Linked DNA regions of Homo sapiens: region 2 is linked to region 1. A link is a contact called in ENCODE Hi-C or POLR2A ChIA-PET data. All regions are on one chromosome and are shown on one strand. The core of a region is the stretch at or near the end of the contact, and the rest is flanking DNA. Distances in the headings are between cores, read along the strand shown.

Evidence for each region. A loop is a pair of places that touch in the nucleus more often than their neighbours do. ChIA-PET counts read pairs that join two places held with the same protein, here RNA polymerase II (POLR2A). Pooled maps may share reads with other maps.
Region 2: a loop to region 1 is called in a map of naive thymus-derived CD4-positive, alpha-beta T cell, with 3 times the contacts of the local background. The contact joins the promoter of DLX1 here to the enhancer-like site in region 1. A Hi-C loop is called at or near these places in 1 of 168 maps with a recorded cell type or tissue (naive thymus-derived CD4-positive, alpha-beta T cell), 1 of 37 single-sample maps with no recorded cell type and 4 of 50 pooled maps. POLR2A ChIA-PET finds 5 or more read pairs at or near these places in 4 of 52 experiments (AG04450, HCT116, HEK293T and 1 more).

What each region holds. Positions count from the first base shown.
Region 1 is chr2:171,938,180-171,941,248 of GRCh38, reverse strand. The region is part of intron 2 of HAT1 (histone acetyltransferase 1); the gene reads right to left. Among named protein-coding and RNA genes, the nearest start is that of HAT1, 17 kb to the right of the region's middle. Within about 2 kb of position 1,413, at least 2 of the 41 ENCODE cell types and tissues checked have a DNase peak (open chromatin) inside an H3K27ac peak, as active enhancers do.
Region 2 is chr2:172,084,159-172,087,218 of GRCh38, reverse strand. DLX1 (distal-less homeobox 1) reads right to left here and starts at 1,712. Exons shown (of 3, transcript NM_178120.5): 1 at 1,229-1,712; 2 at 366-565. The coding sequence starts at 1,541. RefSeq lists enhancers at 841-1,452, 1,484-1,603, 1,453-2,066, 2,067-2,678, 2,679-3,060 and 1 more and a silencer at 1,884-1,993.

The DNA of each region.
Region 1 (3,069 bases), core at 164-2,663:
AGAGCGAGACTCTGTCTCAAAAAAAACAAAACAACAACAAAAAAAACACCAACCCTATCAGTGAGTAGTGAGTGGCAAGTGACAACTAAGCTGCATCTGGTGGCAGGCTTTATAATGGCAAGTGAGTTCATGTAGTTCCATTGTACAGCTACATCTAGTGGCAGGCTTTAAGTCAGAATCCAACATTTATTTTAGTCCCCATGTTGCCAACCCATTATTTTATTTGCGACTTCCATCTGTGCCTCTTTCTCACACTGTACACTTGTCTCAGTCACAGTTTTGGTAAGTCTTTTTGCTAACCCTAGTCAAAATGAGTGAAAAACAAATATCACTGAAGAGCTTCTTTGAAAAAGGGGAAAGACCCAATGATGAGACAGCAGAAGACTCTAAGACTGCCAACAAAAAGAAAGCTGCATTTAAAATACCAAGAGTCCTACTTAAATTATGGGTTCACTGCAACAGGTGATTCACATTCTCCAAGCCCTCTGTGTATAGTACATGGTGACCAGCTATCCAACAAAGCCACAAAACCTTCAAAACTGCTTAGTTACATCGAGACCAAGCACCCTGCATTAAAAGACAAGCCTTTGGAGTTTTCAAAAGAAAAAAACATGAACATGAAGAACAGAAGCAATTTATTGAAGGCCACCACTTCATCAAATGCGTCTGCACTGAGAGCTCCATTCTTAATGGCTAACCAAATTGCTAAAACTAAGAAGCCCTTTACTACTGGTGAAGAGTTAATCCTGCCTGCTGCTAAGGACATTTGTCGTGAACTTTTAGGAGAGGCTCGAATTCAAAAGGTGGCGCGTGTTCCTCCTTAGGCTCATACCATAACTAGAAGAACTAATGAAATAGCAGGGGATATTGAGGCACAATTGTTAGAGAGGGTTGAGTCACCATGGTGCACAATCCAGGTTGACGAGTCTACCAATGTTGACAACAAGGCAACAACGCTTGTTTTTGTGCAATATATTTTTCAGGAGGATGTGCATGAGAATACGTTATGTGTACTTTTCTTGCCAACCAATACCACACTGCAGAACTATTCAAGTCTTTGAATGATTACATATCAGGGAAACTGAATTGGTCATTTTGTGTTGGTATATGCATGGACGAAGTGGCTGCCATGACTGGACAGCTTTCTGGTTTCATTATTCAGGTCAAAGAGGTCACCTTGGCCAGACGCAGTGGTTCATGCCTGTGATCCCAGCACTTTTGGAGGCTGAGGTGGGAGGATCGCTGAGTCCAGGAGTTTGAGACTAGCCTGAGCAATACAGTGATACCCTTTCTCTACACATAATAAAAAATTAGCTGGGTGTGGTGGCATGTGCCTGTAGTCCCAGGCAGAACTGCTTGAGCTCAGGAAGTTGAGGCTACAATGAGCCATGACTGCGCCACAGCAGTCAGCTTGTGCAATAAAGTGAGACCCTGTCTTAAAAAAAAAAAAAAGAAAAAAAGGAGTTGTTTCCAAATGTGAGTCTACGCACTATTTCATCCATTGAGTAATGCTGGCTAGCTAAAAAATGTCACCTGAACTTGACATTTTGCAGGACGTAATTAAAATTATCAACCACATTAAAGTATATGCCCTTACCTCACACCTGTTCACATTGCTCTGTGAGGAAATGGACACAGATCACACATATCTTCTCTTATACACAGAAGTGAGATAGCTTTCTAAAAGTAGATCACTGGCTAAAGTTTTTGAGTTACAACAGCCGCTCCAGAGATTTCTTTTAGAAAAACAGTCACCACGGGCAGCACATTTCAGTGACACAGAATGGGTCACAAAACTTGCTTATTTTTGTGACATATTCAACCTGTTTAACAAACTTGATCTATCACTTCAAGGGAGAACAACAATTGTGTTCAAGTTGGCAGATAAAGTGGCTGCATTCAAAGCCAAAGCAGAAGTATTAGGGTGACGAGCGAACACTGGGTTTGTTGACATGTTTCAAACATTAGCAGAGATTTTGAAAGGCCCTGGCTCACAGGGTCCTCTTACTTCCAGCTGGTGCACGATCACCTATCTCAGCTTTCAAAAGAGTTTGAGCATTAATTCCCAACCACAAAAGAACCCTGAACTGGGAAGGAATGGATCCGTGACCCATTTTTGAATAAGTCAGGTGAATCGACTTTATCCGTGCTGGAATAGGGTCAACTGCTTAAGACAGCAAATGAAGGTGGCCTTAAAAGTGTGTTTGAAGCCGGGCCTGGTGGCTCACATCTATAATCCCAGCACTTTGGGAGGCCAAGGCAGGCGAATTGCTTGAGTCCAGGGGTTCAAGACCAGCCTGAGCAACATGGCGAAACCCCGTCTCTACTAAAATTACAAAAATTAGTGGGGTTTGGTGGTATACACCCATAGTCCCAGCTACTTGGGAGGCTGAGGCACGAGAATCACTTGAATCCAGGAAGTGGAGGTTGCAGTGAGCTGAGACTGCACCACTGCACTGTAGTGTGGACAATAGAGCAAGACCCTGTCTCAAAAAAAAAAAATATGTTTCAGACAACTTCAAATCTCCTTATGTTCTGGATTAAAATCAAGGCAGAACATCCTGAGATTGCCAGAAAAGTACTGAAAAGCCTGCTTCCATTCTCAACATCTTATCCTTGTGAGGCAGGGTTTTCTGCAATGACAGCAACCAAAACGAGATTACAGAGTAGACTGGACATAAGCAATACACTTCAGGTGTCACTGTATCCATCACCCCCAGATGGAACTGTCTAGTTGCAGGAAAACAAGCTCAGGGTTTCCACTGATTCCACAGTGAGGTGTATAATAATTTCATTATAATTACAATGTAAATAGAAAAAGTGTACAATGAATGTAATGCGCTTGAATCATCCCAAAACCATTCCCCGCAAACCTCCCTCCCTGGTCTGAAGAAAAATTGTCTTCCACTAAACTGGTCCCTGGTGCCAAAAAAGTTGGGGACTGCTGCTATATAGAACATAGGGCCTGCAATGATTCTTCCTTTTGAATATATTTACTGTTGCTTCTTTCTTTCTTTTGTAGAGACAGAGTCTTGCTATGTTGCCCAGACTGGTTTTGAACTCCTCTAG
Region 2 (3,060 bases), core at 463-2,962, 150 kb before region 1:
ATTAGTCACACAATTTAAAGGCAAAGGAGGGATTAAGCCCGGAGTCTATTGTTCCAGTTGTTTAGGCACGTGTGACCTCTGAGTTCCCAAACAAATCGTCTGGGGAAATCCTTCCTGCGCCCTAATCAGATTGTCCAGGGACAGAGGGCCGGACGGCAGGCAGCTCGGGATACCGAGAGCAGTGACAGAGCTAGGGCAGAGGGAATGAGGGAGGAAGGAGACACGCTGAGAGCCAGGGGTGGACACAAACACATACACACAGTGACACCCCGACCCTGAGTCCCAGCGAGCAACAAATGAAGACCCGGGCGCAGGCCGGCCGCGGAAAGCCTGCGTGGCAGAACGGAGCGGCAGCGGCGAGGTACCTGAGTCTGTGTGAGTCCCAAAGAGGCCGCGAGCTCCGCCCTCTCCGGCAGAGCTAGGTACTGAGTTTGCTGGAACCTCCGGTTCAAAGCCTGCAACTGCAAACTGGAATAAATCGTCCTGGGTTTACGGATCTTTTTTCCCTTGCCATTGAAGCGCACTTCACCGCCTTCCACCACCGTGCTCTTCTCCGAGTCCGCCCCTGGAGGGACAGCAGAAGTAGGGCCCGTTGTTAATACGAGGGGCCGCCTTTAGTGCGAACAGCCGAGAGCGAGTGGCTACCGAAGGGTGGCGGAGGCAGCACCAGGGAGAGAACGTTCAAGAAACTCTGAAAGCCAGGGAAGGGTCCCCCAAAATCCGAGGGCCTGTCCCGGGACGCTGCAGGAGGGATAGAGCCGTTCCCAGGAGCTCAGCTCCTGCCTTTGCAGGGAAAGTTTGCTATTTTTGCAGGCGGTAGTTGAGGTTTAATTACCCTTAATTGCATACATTGTTTATAGCGCTACGCAATAAATAATTACCGAGACTAATACGTGCACATGTGGGTTTCTGTTTTCCAGCGGGGCATTGTGTGCTCTGCACACCGAGCCGCCCAGAGGCCCAGCCAGTGCCAGGAGACGCTCTGGGATTTATCCTTGGCTGGATAGTTGCAAATTGAGGGAATTTTTAAAAAAATTTATTTGCTGTGACAAGGATCTATAGATTGATATTCGAAACCTCCACTGCTCCCGCGCCCTCCCCACCCCCACCCCACCTCGCTCTCCTCTCTTCTCTTTCTCTCTCTCTCCCTCTCCTCTTCTCCCCCGCTCCTTCTTTCCCTCTCTCCCTTGTACCTCCTCCTCTCCCTCTCCCTGGCAAGCGCACGTACCTGGGTCCTCCAGGCGGCTCTGGGCGAGGCTGGCGCTGCCCGGGTAGGACTGCACCGAACTGATGTAGGGGCTGGATGCGTGGCTGCTGACCGAGTTGACGTAGGGGTAGCCCAGCGGTCGGGAGAAGGACGAGGCTGAGCTGTAGGCGCCGTCGGGCTGCGAATGGCCCGCCGAGTGTAAACAGTGCATGGAGTAGTGCCCGTGGGACATGGGAGAAGGAGACATTTGCTGGTTGGGCGGCCCAAACTCCATAAACACCGCCTTGCCCGACACGGGGCTGTTGAGACTTTCTGGCATGGTGGTCATGGTCATCTCTTCTCGCGGGGTCTGGGTGTGGGACTTTCTCTCCTCTGCTTCCCTTTTGGGGGTCTCTATGTTTCTCAGGACAGGAAGGAACCCAATTTAAGCGGAACAGGGGTTTTCACTTTCCATTCATAAGAAAATGGAGTTTGTCTCTTTGAAAAGTCTAAGCATGATGCTGCTGAGCTCCCCAAACTCGGTTCAAAGCTTTGACTCAGCGAAGGTCATAAATATTCATGAGCTGGCGGAGCTGATTGGTCCGCTGTCTTGCATAATCACTGGGGATTGGTCCGAGGCGCTCGGGCTCCGCTGGACTAGAGCGGGCGAGGCGGCCCGGCCTCGGGTAAGACGCATCCACACTTCCCGGCCGGGGCTCCTCTGCAACAGAGCGCGCCGGGCAGGAAGCACAATGGGCTGCGGCGTCTGCGCCGGGGCCCCTGCGGCCCGCGGCTCATCGGCCTCCCGCCTCCCTCGCGCGCTTTCCTCCCCAGGAACCAACCAGCGGCTCCGCGCCGCCGCCCCCCTACCACTGTCCCCACCCTTCAGCGGTCCCTAACACCGGACACCCGGGACCGCTTCTCGTCGCTGCCACTCAGTTCGGCGCAGAGCTAGGGCGGCTCAGGAGGAGACTGACCTCTGCCTCTGGAGCGCGGAGTCGCGCACTGGGGGCGCCCGAGGCGGCCAACAGACAGAGGTTCTCCTAAGAGCCTTGTGCCTAGCGCAGCGCCTATCCGGCCGCGCCTCCCCGGTACGCTCTGCCGCATCCCTGGAGTCGGGGCTTAGGGGCCCTCCCTGCGAACTCACTCACTCGGCCGCTGCGCCAACGCCGCTGTCGCTCCCTGGGGCCCGCTCGCATTGCTCCAGGCCCAGCTGGCCACTCCAGCTCGAGGCTGCACGGGTCTGATTAAAGCAGTGCGCGTGGAGAGCCAGGAACCCGCGCTTCTCCTCCCAGGAAAGGCGGCTGCACCGCCCCCTCCCCCAACACACACATCCTCTTTCCCTCCCAGCCTTCCTCCTCCTCCCCCTCCCTTCTCCACTCCCCATGCGCGGAGAGCCCCGGGCTCACTCGCCCCGAGAGCGCGGCTCAGCGTGGAGCCCAGGGGGCCTAGGGGCTCAGATCTGCTGGAGCCACCGACGCCAGGTGGTCATTTTCCGGCCTCCTGAGGTCTAGCGCGACTTCCAGAGTTTAGGAGTCCCTGGGGGACACCGAAACCCGCAGCAAACCCAGGCCTGTGGTAGGCTCCCTTATCTATGTGTAGACGTCTCTCGTTGCCACCCAGGATCTTCCTCACCTCCAGTGGCCAAAGCGCGCGCCACCAGGCCTAGGGGGCAGGGCTAGTGGAGGCAAGATCTGCCGCTGCTCCTTCTGTCTTCTGGGGTGCTAGGTACAAAAAAGTGCACAAGAGCCCCCACCCCATCGCCACTACTACCAATACAGCCAGTCCCTCGCGGTGTGGCGTACACCACCCTGGCTGTAAGTGGATGTTGGTTCCCCATCCCGCCAGCCCCACGGTGAATCCCAAATTACTTT